Linked DNA regions of Mus musculus: region 1 is linked to region 2. Evidence: chromatin loops called from intact Hi-C (ENCODE). Cell type or tissue: heart. All regions are shown on one strand.

Evidence for each region. A loop is a pair of places that touch in the nucleus more often than their neighbours do. Peaks named below come from ENCODE experiments on the same cell type or tissue, not always from the same donor. Only the 100,000 strongest peaks of a DNase experiment are listed, where the experiment ranks them.
Region 1: it touches region 2 in a loop (4-fold over the local background); 2 of 42 quality-filtered maps call a loop at or near these places.

What each region holds. Positions count from the first base shown.
Region 1 is chr1:45,762,324-45,770,323 of GRCm38, forward strand. It overlaps Gm51621 (a long non-coding RNA gene), which reads right to left and starts at 2,783. Exons shown (of 2, transcript XR_003947815.1): 1 at 2,627-2,783. It also overlaps the pseudogene Gm8307. In heart, CTCF peaks have their summits at 4,040 (motif pointing left) and 7,925 (motif pointing left); DNase peaks (open chromatin) are centred at 3,508 and 5,468; H3K27ac peaks cover 8 bases.
Region 2 is chr1:44,548,169-44,556,168 of GRCm38, forward strand. It overlaps Gulp1 (GULP, engulfment adaptor PTB domain containing 1), which reads left to right and starts at 3,503. Exons shown (of 11, transcript NM_028450.3): 1 at 3,503-3,704. Gm39635 (a long non-coding RNA gene) reads right to left here and starts at 3,289. Exons shown (of 3, transcript XR_865406.1): 1 at 3,212-3,289; 2 at 2,141-2,542. In heart, CTCF peaks have their summits at 3,450 and 4,367; DNase peaks (open chromatin) are centred at 2,273, 3,493 and 4,403; H3K4me3 peaks cover 2,828 bases; H3K27ac peaks cover 3,267 bases.

The DNA of each region.
Region 1 (8,000 bases), 1.2 Mb after region 2:
TTTGAAATAACAAATTGGATTCTTTATTTAACTGATCCTTTCAAATTTTGTTGAAGAAACTTAACCTGGAAATAATAAAGCCGAGTAGAATAACTGAGAGAGCTCCAACCAAATGTTCTGCAAAGGTCGTTTTCCTGATGCGGTCATTGATCTGAGAACCTGCATTGGTCTTCACTTTCTTCGAAAAGTGAAGTCTTATGTAGAACCTTTTACTTCCCGGTGTCTATTCTTACCCAGAGATATACTTCCTTTGTATTTTTGGTTTTGTTGTGATAGTTGTTGTGTTTGTTTCAAGACAAAATTTTGCTAGCAAAATGGCACCAGATAGATTCTGATGTCATGGACTTATAGAAATTACCTTACACTCTGATTTTTATTGCCCTACCTTTACTACTAGGCTATGTACCCTAGTCCACAGGAAATACATGTCTAACTGCCCAATTAAAACTAAAGAATCAAGCCGGGAAGTGGTAGTACACGCCTTTAATCCCAGCACTTGGGAGACAGAGGCAGGTAGATTTCTGAGTCCGAGGCCAGCCTGGTCTACGGAGTGAGTTCATTAATTCATACTAGCTCTGAGAAATCATTAACATGAGAGTTAGTTTTCTACTTCGTATTGGGAGAGAGAATAGCAAACTAATAATTACCAAAAAAACAAACAAACAAACAAACAAACAAAAAAAAAAAAAAACAGATTTCCCTAGCCCTTAATTGCTTCAAACTTATCCTTTACTGCTAAGATGTAAAATCATTTTTGAAAAAAGTAAAACATAAACTTTAAAATACCCTTTTCTAGGACTGAAAATGTGACAAAAATATTTAATGGACCTATCATTTTTCAGAGACTTCCGTAAGTTAAATAATAGGAGGTTCATGGGTTATGAAATCATTAGATCAAACTAGAAAACCTACAGAATTTTGAAATTGTTTTCTATCCCAAGCCATGGTTTATGGAAACTTTGAAAAGGCAAGCATGCATAAAGCACATTTGTATTATAATTATAATTCAGGCAGAAAAAGCAAAACCTAAATCAAGTTTGGTGTCAGGCACTAAATAAAAGTGAGCAAACAAAGAGTTCTTTTCCTAACTTAGAAGCAGATACATAAAATAAGAATGAGTTTCTAACGCTTTTTAGAGATGTCCAGAAAGAGTCCCAACAATAACTTGCTTCTCTTTCAGGCATTCAAGACTCAAAGATACCTGATTTGAGACTGAAATAAATACAAAACAAGCAATACAAAACCCAAGTTTGAATTGGGTTTCAAAAATTTATTTTTGAACATTGTAAATTTGGTTTTACTTTGCAAGGAACATTCTGTCTGGGTACTCGAGGTGTTCCTTGGTTGTGGGTAATATACCTACCATGCACTCATCAAACTAGACACTGAGAAATGCCAAGTGGTCCTTTCCCCTCTAGTACAGCACTATTTCTGGGTACTGCAACATTCTTTACTAAAATTTAGCTTCCGAATTAAGAAGCTATAGGTGAACTTGAATGATTAATTATAAATGAATGGGTTTTTTTCAATGTTTATATAACAAAGCAGTCAGTTCTCAACCTTTGGGATAAGATCAAGTCTATAACAACACAAAACTTGTGTTAATACACATGATAGTGTCTAAATTTTTAATCTCCTCATATATTTTATTATATGCAATTAGAAAGTAACACATTATTGATACAGATATTTAAATTTTCATTATGGAAAGTTCTACATAATTATCTAGTAATAACATAAATCAATATACTTTAAAGTTCTAATTCTTTGTTTTTAATTCAAGAAAGTTTTATTTTCCTATTTCTAGTTTTTTTCAGCATGACTGTTGGCCTCATCTGCTTTTCAGCTCTCATCATGTCATCTCCATGGAGCCTTGGGAAAGCTTTAGGAACCCATATCAGAGCTTGATCTGTGCTCCATAAGCTATTGCACATTTTATTTGTCTACCAGGAAACTATTCTGCCTTCATTTGCCAGGGCAGCTCCCCTCTCTTTAAATCCCCAAACCACAGCATCAAGTGCTTCTTAGTACCTCAGAAAGAATACTGCTTCTTTCCTGTCAGAGATTTTAATTATGGTTTATTTCTATGTGTTTCATCACTGTACCATTCAATGCTCTTTATGAACAAGAATCTTCTATCCAACCAAGGTGTCAGCCCTAAACATACATACATCTGAACAAAGCTAAATGGACTCATATATTCGTCACACACACACACACACACACACACACACAGAGAGAGAGAGAGAGAGAGAGAGAGAGAGAGAGAGAGAGGAAGAGAGAGACTCATTCATTAGTCACAGAGAGAGAGAGGCACACATATATACATGCACACATGCACATATGCATACACGCATACAAGCATGCATGCAATGTTAGAGGGAATGGGGGACTTATGGGAGTCTGAGGGGGTGCAAGGAGCATGGAAATAACACAAATACAATACTCATGTAGGACAGTCTCAAAAAATACGAAAATTTTTAAAAGAGTGAAAACCTTTAATTACTCCTCCCCTCATACTAAAAATTGACCCTGGGACTTCCCATTTATAGACAAACACCCTACCACTGAGTATCTTTATTTTGAGACAGTTTCATTACATTGCCCAAATAGGTTTTGAACTCACATTGTTGGCAGCCTCAGTATCCCAAGAAGCTCCTATCGGCATAATCCATGATGTCCACATATCAACAAATATCTCTGAAAAGTGAAAGGAAAGGAGGGAAACTGGAATAAGAGGAGGAAACTGAGAGAAAAGAAGATAGTTGGCTCAGATCTGCCATCCCAGCTCCTCGGAGATAGGCAAATCATAAAGCTGAAAGATCACAAGTTGTAGGCCTACCTGGGCACCAGAGCTGGTTATGATGAGCCTAGATAACTTAGTGAGACCTTATGTCAGAATAAAAGTAAAGAGAGGGCTAATGCAATAGCTCAGTGGTAAAGTTCTTGCCGAGCACACATGCGGCCTTTCCAGTACTGCAAGATAATAGTTCTAGTTAATTTACTTTGGGGGGCAAATTACTAGAAGCATAAATCATCACAAGATTAGAAATGTGTTTATGTTGATCATCAACCAAATTGGAAGATACTTAAAATACACATAACGTTATTGGTCTTTAATATTTGCAAATGGGAGCAATTAAGAAGTCGTGTACATATTGTACAAACACCTATTCCCATTAACCTTGCAAAATAGGAACCAGAACTATTACCTAAGTGATAAGATCAGAACAATCTAGGTTGTGTTTTAGTAAAACTTGCATTACTGAGCTTCCTAAATAATAATAATAGACAAAGCTGTAAGTTTATAGAGATGGAAAGAAAAACATGCTGGTGCTAAGGAAATTTCAAACAGATTCCAAGACTTATTTGGGGCAACTGTTTCCCAGGAATGAATTGCTTCACAATAACGAGGTCAAACACACTGGATGGTTCTCTAGAGGCCTCTTCTATTCAAAAGGGCTTTCAAAATAAAGTGGGAATGGAGGAAGAGACTAGGGGATGATGCTTTCATGAGCCAAATGCATTCTCAGAGCAGAAACATCTGTTTCGGTTTACATAGTTGAAGTATGACATTGCACATGGAAATTAAACCCAGGCACCATGCCGAAAACGCAGCCTGTCTGCAAAAAAGCTACATGCCCTATCTCCAGCTGGGGTTTGTAGAGATTCACCTCCTACAGAGCATAATATCCTGTGAGCCACCAGTGACCCCCACTCTCAAAATCTAAATGTCACAAAACACCATCCTACCTCTCAGGAAACTCTTATAGTAGACAGAGAGAAAGGCCAAGAAGGAGAAGGATTTGGTTACGATATGGAAACATTATAGAACTTAAGATACTTTTCTCTAGAAAGGGAATTAAAAAGCCAAAGATATAATATCCTTACTTCGAACTAAGAAATGCCAACTCTATTTCATTTTACCAAGTTTCTTCATTAATTAGGTAAACATAATAACTTTTCTGCTTGATAATAGGCTCATTTCTAGTAGCTACGCAAATATTCGAACATAATGATGTGCCTCTGCTGCCCCCATGTGGTCGTCTTGTATCTCTACAGCTGTAGTTCAAGAATTTAAGCAGTGGTTTGATTTTGTTTCCGAAGCCATTTTCTTCGCCTCAGATTTCAGATGTGAAAAAACGATTAAGGACTTGTAATTTAGACTCTATTCACAGATAGTTTGCATACTAAGGAAAACAGTCAGTAGTAGTGAACAGCACATGGAGAACTTATTTTCTGGGGTCAAAACATGAGGAAACCAAGTATTAATGTGTTCAAGGGTTACAGGAAAACTGGATGACAATGAGCTCATTAAAAGTACTTACATGTTGTGAGCAGAAACTAAGAAGGTTCGAGAAAACACAGAAAAGAACTGGCAAGCCGCATACCTACTGAGGCAAGGCTATGACTGGCAAACGGAAGGGAGTTGTGTAGGTTGCAGAATAAAGGTAGACATCTCCAACCCGCATAGAAATTTATTAAATCAAGAGAAAGAAAAGGGATTACAAAGGTAAATCAAGAGGGTTTATAGCTGACTTTTACTAAACTGATTACCCTAGTCACAGGAACTCGACATGCATTTGCTTAATGGTCGACCTACTCCCTTGGTCACATAAGTATCTATGAATTTATATGAAAATAATCTATCTCCAAAACTGAAGATGTTCTAGTAGGTCATGGTCTCTAATCCTTCACCCTTACTAGGCAATTTAAACCTACAGAACCCTGAAATCAAAGCAAAGCAGCCAGTGAACACCACATCTCCAGAAGAGGGGGCAGGGGAGGCTTACCCAGATGAGAAACCTTCTCTTGGTATTTTACTGGGGTGCTCTGTTCTGACAAGGTGTGCTCGAGAGTGAAAACTTCACAGAAAAAAAAAACACAGCCTCACACACAGTTTCAACAGTCTACTATAATCATCTTGGAAATACAGGGTTATACAAGGACTGAAGACCTGGGACTCCTGTGACACAAATGAGGCTCAGGAGCAAACATGAAACTCCAAAATTTGATCTACTTGCTCAAAAGGTGCTTGATAATTTTAATAGAAAGTTTAATGTGGACTTGATTTTACTAGATGCTATTTTTTTTTAAATGGAGTGCCAGAGCACCACAAGGAATAAAGAATCCGCAGAATGAAGCTCAAATAACAACGTCTCAATCCTCGCTCTTGTGAAACAACGGGAGACATTTACATAGCCCTCAAGAGAAAATAGCAACCCTAAAAAAGCACGGAAAAAGGTCACACTGTAATTGGACGAGTTTTCCTAATGGTAACGTGGTAAGCACATATGTTATTAATTGTGACAAAAGCAGGGCCTCCGGTTGCTAGTCAGAGGGCACTGAGTCCTCCTACTTCCAGACTGCTTCCTGCCAGCAGTCCTTAAAGATCCCTCAGAGCCTGCACAAGTCCAAACCAGGCAAAACCCCAGCATGGAGACCTGGAAGTGGACACAAGTCCCACTCCCTAAGCAAGGAGCATTGCAATTGACAGTTTCTGGCAAAGGGGAACTCTGTTTTCTCCAACTGAGTGTTGCTGGATAGGCAACCACACTCCAGGGCAGGCGCCATGCCCAGAAGTAATTGGCCAACACTCCATGGTTTTGTTTTAAAGTTTTGTTTTAGGTTTTTGGTTTTTGGTTTTTGGTTTTGTGGAGGGTAGGGGTGTTTCTTGTTTCACTTTTTTGGTTTGGGTTTGGTTTGGTTTGGTTTGGGTTTTTTGGATTTTTGGTTTGGTTGGTTGGTTGGTTTGGTTTCTTGTTATCTGACTCACTCTTTTTTGATTTTCTTTTTATTTGTTTGCTTTTTGGAAATCTTGTGCAGGAAAAAAGCATGGAGCTGGGTAGGTAAGGAGAATCTGAAGACAGTTTGGAGAAAGGAAAAATATCAAAATAATTTTTTAAATGTTAAAATGCAGTACTTTGGTACAGGCTCGGCGAGATGGAGACGATGAGAGACGCAGCGTGAGAAGCCAGAGCAGCTCCAAACCTCATTGAGACCGGCCGCCAAAGCCCTCCACACCCACTGTATATTTTTGGCTATTTCAGCCCTGATGAATTCAGAGTTTTTGTTGTTGTTTTGGTTTGGTTTGGTTTTTTTGTGATCCCTGCTCTTCAGGTGAGCTCCCCCCTCCATACAGTGGGACTCTGTATAGCATACAGGCTGAAGATGAACTGCCAGATGCGTTCGGCTCATGAATAAGTTTATTAATATGCCCCTACCGCCCGAGCCCCGCCAAGCTGTCGGGGATAAAATAACTCCACCCAGGAGCTGCCTTTGAACCCACATACATTTACAGACAGTCATCAAGTCGAGCCTACCTGAAAAGGGCCGACCGGAGGACGCCAAGGAGTACCTAGGTTTCATCCTCAGTGGACTCCATGAGGAGATGCTGAGCCCGACTAAACTCCTCTCACCCACGCATGAGTAGCACTCTGTTTCCAATTGGCCTGGGAGCCACTTGATAGAGGAGCTGGAAGACACCAGTGTGGTCAGTGAGGACGATTGCAAGCAAGTGGGTCCCAAGAACAAGATGTCTGTCGCCTGACAGGCGGCGGATTTCGTCCAGACACACCTATCACTGGCATTTTCAGTGTACACCCAGCAGAGTTCCAAGGAGTCCGCCACTCTGTAGTCATTTTTCTCGCTGCAGTTGGATATCCTATCTGACAAGATATGCACAGTTCAGGATGGGTTGGAAGGTTTAGTGGCAAGAGAGTCTATCCAAGGTTACACCACCAAAACCGAGCAGGAGATTAAAGTCAGCCGCAGAGTGATTCTAGAGAAGCTTCCCCCAGTCCTCCCTCGTGCTCCACCTAAAGTGCTTCGTCGGTGAGAACACAGGCAGATGCCAGAAGCTGGTCAGGAACGTTGACGACACTGTGGACTTGGAGATCAGCAGAGAACGGCTTTCTCCAGGCTTCAAAAATAAACATTTTAAATGCCACAGAACGTAGAGGCTGTTCACAGTGGTTTCATGGTGCCAGCGCTACAATCGGCCACTACATTACGGACATCTTCCAGATTGGGCTTAATGGCTGGCTGTGAATTGATGACCAAACGGTCAAGGTTATTAATCAGTACCAGTTGGTGAAGTAGACTGCTGACTTCTGGCTTGCACAGCCTACCTCCTGCATTACCGCCATGTGGACCTGCTGTAACCGTGCCCGTGTGTCTGTGTGTGCCTGCTTCCTACAACTGCCAACTCACTCACTACCCACCTCTCTAGTGGCTCTGTAGAGAGACTCTCCCTCTGCGCCAATGGGCTTGGGAGATTCCTGGGGGTCTGCGCAGCGCAACTCAGTGAGCTGCCACTTCTGAAGAACTGCTGGTTCCTGGGCGGAGGCGGCGGTTTACACTGTGTCCCAGGCTAGTCGCATAGTAGAATAAGTCCCGCACCAACAGCTCTTGCAAATTTGTGAAAATGAATTTTATCTTTCCTTTAGAAAATATTTTTTAAATTCATCACACTTTCCTCCTTTACCCTTCAGTTTTTGATAAATGACAAAAATGAGCCAGTTATCAGATGAGGTAGTTCTTACTTCAAAAAGAAATAAATACAAGAAATATATTGCAGGTTCCTAACAGGAAATGCATTTTAACGATTGTGAGAGGGAAACCCGCTGACGTAGACACCGCGGGTCAGACTCAGGCTACAGAAGTGGGTAATTGTAACTTCGTTACCATGAAAAGATTTCAAATCTCATTCATGCTGTGTACACATGAACAGTGGGCAAAATGATGGACTGACACTTCCCAGTGTCTGCTGTGTAATCTCCTGCCACGCCTCTCTGATGCCCTGTCCCTCAGGTACACAGAATAGGATTCCTAGGAGTATAAAGTTGTCACTCTTCAATAAAGGTCACAAAGTTGGTTTAAAAAAAAAAAAAAAGTAATACTTTTCTTTATATAGTTCTTTGCCCCCTAGTGGCCAGCTGCTTAGCAATAAATAAATAAATAAAAATGCAGAACTCAAGTTATCCTCCTGCCTCAGCCTC
Region 2 (8,000 bases):
CGCATTATGTGCAATGTCTGGAAAGAGGCAGCTGCGGAGACTCGTGTGTTTTCAAGTATCCATCCAACACTGAATATACTTTGTAGTAATAATTTGTTTTCTGTGTAGTAACTTTGACCTGTCATAGATAGGGAACACAGATCTAAATAAAGAACGAACTCAGATCTTCAGGAAATGGTTTTAATCAGGCAATGAGGACAAGGCTGCAAAGGAGACTCTTACTGAGAGGGGAACACCGGGTTGTAGCTCCGAGAACCCAGGCCTTAGCTCTCCAAAGGCAGACCAGTTTCACCATGGAGTTTAGTGAGAAAGGGGTTAAAAGTCCTTTTAAAAGCTAGTAGAGGCAAATGAACAGCTAAAAGAACATGCTCTCCAGTAGTTTGTAGACTGGAGTTTATAATGTTCATCTCTGTAATCAGATACTTTCTTTTGGTCCTATATTTAAGAAGAGTTGTTAATTGAAAAAGATCTGCTGTTTCTTAATCTAGTATATTCTTGGGAGTCTAGTATTCTATGCTAGACTAGACTCTATGGAGTCTAGTATTCTAGTATTCTAGAATCTTTTACAACTGCATTAAAATACCCAGTATTTACAGGTATTCTTAGGTGATAGCTATACTGATAAAATCATTATGCAAATGGCATTGCTTAATTACCCATAATTATTCATGAATTATTTACGATTATTTACAGAAAAAACTACTATACTTGTTTTCAAGTGTTTTTGTTGTAATTTCCTTCCTTCCTTCCTTCCTTCCTTTCTTTCTTTTTTTTTTTTTTTTTTTTTTTTTTTTTTTTTTTTTTTTTTTTTTTTTTTTTTAGGGTTCTGTGTATCCCAAGCTTTCCTTTAACAAGTTATATGCCTAAGATAATGGTAAACTTCCTATTTCTATCTCCTGAGTGCTGGGTTCACTTGTGTGTGTCACCACATCTATTTTTATGGTGCACATTAGACAAGGAGCCAATAAAATGAGCTACATACTCATCCTCTCTGTTATAGTAATTTCAATGTATGCTTATTTATTTTGATAAAGGGGAAAGCAAGCAAGGAAAAAAGAAAGAAAGAAAGAAAGAAAGAAAGAAAGAAAGAAAGAAAGAAAGAAAAGAAACCCACGAGCCAAATTCACGCGATCTAAACGTGGAGTCAGGAAATCACCTAACATCTCTGACCTTCCTTTACCTTAGGTTCCAAACAAAGGAGTTTGCTTAGACTACATGATCTCCACATTGTTTCTGTTGGAAATACTGAGAGGTTGGGTCTTTTTAATGCAACAAGTATCCGAAAAGGCTCACTCACTTATAAAATGTTTGGAGAGGAATTTCCACTAGCATATCCTGTCTCTTCAAATTACAGCAAAATATGATGGAATGTTTAAGAACCTTTTTTTTTTTTCTGTCTTCTTTCTCTAAAACTCGTCTATTTTAACCCCTGTACACTTGACTGCCATAAACTATAAATAACACCTAAGTCTTTTCTCCTATTGTAATTGGATAGGTAACAAGAGTGTCCTGGAAAAGAGAAAGAGTAAGAAAGGGGTCTGAAATGGATTTCGGTCCCTCTGCTGCCTCTGCCCTGGCTTGGACTACATCATGTTCCAAAGCACATCGATATTTACGCATGTTAGCCGTGTAAACCGCTTTATATCTTTCCCCTTTATTTTTACATCCGAACTAAAATTGGGACAGCTAAATTTTAAGGATTATCTTCCCAGAAAGGTTCTCAGCGGTCCTCTCACGCTCCAAGATTCTCTCTTATGAGGATGTGTTCTTCTTCTTTTCCCAGTCAGAAGTTTACCAGGCTCATTTAAGAATAGTTTGCTGTGGCTGGGTGTGGTGGCGCATGCCTTTAATCCCAGCACTTGGGAGACAGAGAGAGGCGAATTTCTGAGTTCAAGTTCGAGGCCAGCCTGGTCTACAGAAAAAAAGGAATGGTTTGCTGTTTTCCTCTCAACTCCACACCATTTCTGTTCTGAATTCTGAGGTAAGCACAGAAAGATTGCTAATAAGTAGAATGTGGCTGTCGAGAAAGTTGTCCTATTATTTTGGAGGGAGGGTGTTGGAGTAGGGGGATGTAGGGTTGTGGGTCCCAAGTCCACTCCACTACAGGGCACCGGCGCTTGGGAATCTTGACAGGACTTACCCCACACTGTCCCTGGGTGGGTGTTGGGCTGCAGGGAAGCCACGGGACTCTGCTCCGGGGGTGGGGAAGCACAGCCTGAGGTGCAGGACAGCCAGAGCTGGCTTGGAGCTCCCCAGGCCTGTGATAAGACCTGGTCTTCTGGTTCTCAGGCTCTTGGACATCCAGGTGCGGCTGGAAGCTGAGGAAGAGCTGAAAGCAGAGTGGGGGCCCGAGGGTTGGATCTAGCCCAGGGCCAGGGTGGGGGAAAGAAGGGAGGAGCTCTGGCTGGTCTCAGGGGAGAGTCCTTGGCTTGAGTTTAGCTTGGGCTTGGGTCCTGGCTGGGAGCACAGAGAGGCCTTCTATGGAAGATTACACAGTGGCTCTGTAGACAAAGGTCATCTCCGTGTCTCCCTGCGGCAGATCCTGAAGAAAAGAGGCAGTCCTTGGTTTTAAGGCATTTATTGTCATGGCAGAAAGTGGATGTGTAAAACCATACCCCCCTTCTCAGGGTGGGCCTGAGATTAAATACCTTTTACAGGGAGAGTACCTCATTAAAATAGAGATTAGATTTGAGCCTATGTGACCACAGGTCATATCCTCTACCTGTGGAGGGGCTTGGGGAGTTGCGCTTATGTAACTGATGACCACAAATCTATGGAGGATGGAGGTGGGGCTACAGCTAGTGACAGAGGCCTGGTGTCCAGGAGCAGGCAAAAACTCCTACTGTCCCTTCATGGTCTCCTGGGCATTTAGCCTTAGCTCAACCAGGGACCAGCTACCTTTCACCGCCCCACGGGGGGGAGGGGTAACGTGCAAAGATTCAGACAGAGTTTAAAAGAGAAAGAAAGAAAGAAAGAAAGAAAGAAAGAAAGAAAGGAAGGAAGAAAGAAAGAAAGAAAGAAGAGAAGAGAAGAGAAGAGAAGAGAAGAGAAGAGAAGAGAAGAGAAGAGAAGAAAAGAAAAAAGAAAAGAAAAAGTCTAGTCCCTGCAGCTGCGTTTCACGAGGCTGTGGAGAGCCCTCCTCACTTATATTTATGCCCTTTCTGTGTCACTTTCTTTTTTGTTAAACCTCAGAGGTGTTTTAAATTCTTACCAAACAGCATCTGTGGGAGGAGGTTTAAAAGGAAACCTGGAGCTGTGGAAGTGGGGCGGGGCCGGTGTTTTCTCTCCGTCTGAAATAAGAATGGACAGCTTCTTCTGGAAACCGGTTTCTTTCTGTCTTACTCCCTAACCTCTCCAGGTCTGCCTTTAAAAGCAGGACAGTTCTGCATTACTGCAGAAAACCCCACCAGCGTCCCTAGTGCGCACACAGAGCCGGAGTTTTCTTCTGGCCGAGAGGGGGAGCCCGGCGATCCTAGCCCTCAGCAACCGGGAGTCCCGACCCAGCCCCTGCCGTCGCCAGCACCAGTTTGGGCTTCAGCGGATTAGAAGGAGGGAGAGGACCAGAGCCCTAGGGTCCGGAGCCCAGTGCCTTTCGAACCTGCACAAAGTTTTCCTGTGGGATACGAACACGCGATCGTGGGCCACGGTTCCCGGAGCTCCTGTGCCTGCCCCAGCCCTGCGACCGCATCCCTCTACAAGCCAGGGTAGGAAGCGGGAGCGTCTCTGGTCCGGCCAGCTATGGCCAGGTGGCGCGGAACCAGGAACAGACCCCGAGAGGAAAGCGCAGTTAGCAGGAGGGTGAGGAGGGCACCGGGCTGCGACCGCTTATAGGTTGCGCAGATTCCGACCCCGAGGGCACAGGGAGTCTGTGGGCACTGAAAGAGGGACCTGTTGCTGCAGGCGGGGGCAGTGAGGGAGGAAGATGGGGCCACCCAGGGACGCCAGCCCTGTGCCTTCCCGCCGCATCCTCCCCTCGACCCAAGGAGGAACTTCTGGGCGAGGTGGGGGCTAGCAGGCGTCGGGAGCAAGCGGTGGGGGGACGCTGGACCATCCCGCCCGCTGCGGGTGCATGGAACAGAGGCTGCTCAGCAAAAGGAGGCATCGCTGGGTCAACTAGGCGACCCGAGAGCCAACTTCCTCCAGCTTGGTCTCGCTTTGTTTGGGTCGCTGTAAAAATGTGGGCAGCGGCAGGGGAGGCGGCAAGGAGCTTGTGACTGGGCCGCAGATACTTTAAAGCCCTACGTGGGTAGGGCCCCCACTCTCGGGCGGTGTCCATGCGGCTGCCCTTTGGCTAGGCCGGTCAGATCCCCGCTTCTGCGGGCGTTATGTTAGTGGGACTCAGCTTGCCAAGCTTGCTTGCTCTGGTCCACCTCCTGGTGGTGGCCCAACTGGCTCTCTATCCTGGGGCTGCTGGGCTGATTTCCCTGTTTGCAGGAGGGAACTCTGGGCAGTCTAGTTTTCTTGGAATGTGTTTACAATGTAGAATGGGACTTGAACAGGAAGCTGAACGCTGCAGCTAGAAATAGCGTGCCAAGGTAGAGTGAGGGAGATACAGCTGCTGTTGGGGAAACTCTCAAGTGTGGGCTGGCAGTCAAGGAACACCCCTACCTCACCCCGACACACACACACACACACACACACACACGCACACGCACACACACACACACAGCGTCTTAGTTTTTCTTGATGGAGCTTGTCTTTGTTAATAGACATTTACGTGCGATATTTCAGTCTGTTTGACAACATAATATCAATTAGGAAGATTTAATAACTGTGTATTCTGTCTGCTTTTAAAAATGCTGCACCAACATTTAAGAATGAAAACTTTCTAGACTCTGTCAATTCTATTAATTCTAGGGCTTGCAGAGGCCAGGATACCTATGATTTTATGTAGTCCATATGGCTGAACAGGTCGTAAAAGAGTACGAATTAGAAAACAGAGTAAACGATGAGAGGTGGAAAATCCTGAAAGGAATTGGATTTTTTTTTTCAGTTTTGCAAATTGCCTGGTTGCTCTGCCAGCCTTTCCCTCCTTCTTCCTCATAATCAAATAGCTAGAAATTGCTAGAAAACCCACCGAATGGGAGAGTTTGGACGCTGGTGTCTGCAAGCTTTTCTAGAAACAACGGTGAGACTAAGGTACTGCTTCACTGCATAATTAAACTCTCCTTGAGCTGTCCAGGAGCATTTCCCAAGTTTTTAAGACTGACAAGAAAAGAATGGAAGAATCTGGCAGGCAGCCAAACTAGACTGAACTCAGTAGGCAGGCCTGAAAGAGACTCGGGAAGTTGCAGGGCATAATTTGAATGGCTTGGTGGTGGTACTGGGGCTTAAATAGGGGGGTTCTTTTAAAATGAAAACTTTAAATGACTAAGAGTCTTTGGGGAAAAAAATAAAAACAAAAACAATTGACTAAGCATAGAATGCAGTTGAATATCAAGGAGAGTTAAGAAGGCCCAAAGGGAAGTGTGGTCCTTTCCACCCTTGCTCTGAAATAGCAACAGTTTGCGTGTGCTTACCCTGTTACTCGGTCTTCTCCAGATGCACCTTGTTAGCTGCCACTTCAGTCCTTCAGGCCTTGACCTTTCTTCTTTGTTTTCATGGCCAGTAAGAATGAAAGACCAGCACTGAGCAGATGGTTTTCCACCTAAATTGATTAATTCAATTAATTTCAGATAGCTTGGATTTGGGATCATAGAATTAAAGGGGAAAATTCATCTAGTATGTCTTTCTTGTATTACAGAAGAGCCCCCATAATAAACAAATCTTCCTCCTTTCCCTGAAGCAGGATAAATCAGGGTGCAAACTTACTGCTCCTTTCTCAATTCCAGGCAATCTAGAAACCCTGAGCCTTATCTGAAATTCAGACCCTTTTCTTTATTATCTTTGCTTCTATTTAATCTGTCCCTCAATTTGTTCCTTAGTGAGGTGGATGAGGTAGGCATGGGAGGTAAAGGGTAAAAAGCAAATGTGGTTTGTATTCCTTCTGAATGTTGGAGTTTGAGGTTGTAAATGTCACTCTTCTCTCTGAGGTTGACTTTATGAATCACCCTGTGCAAAGTGTCTTTCTTTACCATGACTTTAGTTTTTCCACTTGCAAAATAAACTTTCCTCTACACATTCCCAAGGTCACTAAAGGGATCAAGTGATGTGAAAAGCTTTTTTTTAAAGGTCATGACTTTTCTCACTGAGTCTATGAGAATAAAATTGAGTTGTTTATATCTGTTATACGTGCACAATAATATTTCTGTAAACTTATTTTTTACCTTTTATTCATAGCTATAGTATGACTGCATTGATATTATTGCTACTCCTCCCTTTCTGATTTAACATCTCCTGTCCTTTTCCCACAATTTGTCAAGTTAATCTCTTCATATATCACACACACACACACACACACACACACACACACACACACACAACTAAGAAAAACCTTACTACTTTCACTTACTGTTACTGGTATGTTTAGGATGACCACTTGGGATAAAGTAACTTGTGTCAAGGATCCAGTCCCGGGAGGAAACTCTTCTCTCAAAGCCACTGATTGACTGTAGCTCTTCGTGGAGGGATGGGACCTTGTGAAAGATGCACATTCACATTGTCATATCAGCTAGTATTGTCATTACGTTGATCTTGTTAGGTGACTGTGTTGTTGACGTTTCATGAGTGAGGTTTTTCCATCATGTCTGAGTTCTCTGTCTGGCAGTAGCTGTCCTTGTCCTTCCTCTTCTAACAGAGTTTTCCCTGAGCTTTAGGCGTATGAATTATGCTGTAGATGTATTTGGGTCTGGATTACTCATGCCATTTAGTCTCAGCACTTTGAACAACTTAATCTGTTGGAAAAAAACAAAACCCTCTTGGATGAGGCATGAGGGTTGCTCTTATCAAAGGGGCAAGTGTGAGAGCCAGAGTCAGGAGCCAGGGCTCGGAGTGCACAGTGTCTCAAGCCTAGGAGGGTGCCATGTCTCAGGCCTAGGAGTGTTCAATATCTCTGGCCTAGGAGTGTGAAGTGACTCAGGTCCAAGAGTGTGCAATATCTCAGGACTAGAAGTATGAAAAGTCTTAGGCCAGCTTGGTTTTCAGATTTTCATTGCTGAGCATGTTGAGTGAGATTTTGTTATAATAAAGGCTGAGTCATTTTGTTAAGCAGAAGAGAATAATTCATTGCTATTTGTTTATCTTTATATTAAAAAACAGTTAATTTTGAAGCATAGCTTATATTTTTCTTTATGAAACGTTAACAAGCATGTTTGCAAAATTGTGCTTATTTAGTTGTTTATCAATGTTTGCACATTCATTTTTTTGGTGCTTTTGAGGTAGTACCTCATTCTGTATCCCGGAATACCTGGTAACTCACTATTCATGTATCCAAGGCTGGTATACACTGGAAAAGAGGCAATCCACCAGCCTCATTCCATCTTTTGAGTTCAGGAATTCCAGGCATGAGCCTCCTTGCTAGCCCGCCTTTCTTAGAAGCAACATTTGAGAAACTAAAATACATTTGTAGTGTAGAAACTAACTGGTGATAAGCACAACAATTTCCATATGGATTCTATGCTAGATTTTGGAGCCACTGATGGGTTGACTCCTTTAGTATTTGTTATGTGCTGAATATGAGCCTTGTTTCTCTGTCAAGATTTTAGCACTGAACTCAGCTTTGTTTGTTTATCTGTATGTGTTAATTCATTTGTTGTCTGTATGAACATCTATAACTTGTGAACTTGTTAGTTGGTGAGTTGGTGATATGTGATACTTGTGAAATATTTAATTTTTAGTTTAGCTAATAGATACTATGTCAACAGTAAAACATATTACCTGTTTTTAGGTTCCTTGTGTTATTCATAAGAACAGGACAATTTAAAAAAGAAAACAGAATAAACATGATAAGTGTCTTAAAGACAGAAGCTCTGTAGAATGTTTACTAATAGTCTTTGTTATTAGATTTCACATTATCACAAATAATGGATGTATCAAAAGCAAGTATATATAGACTAAAGTGG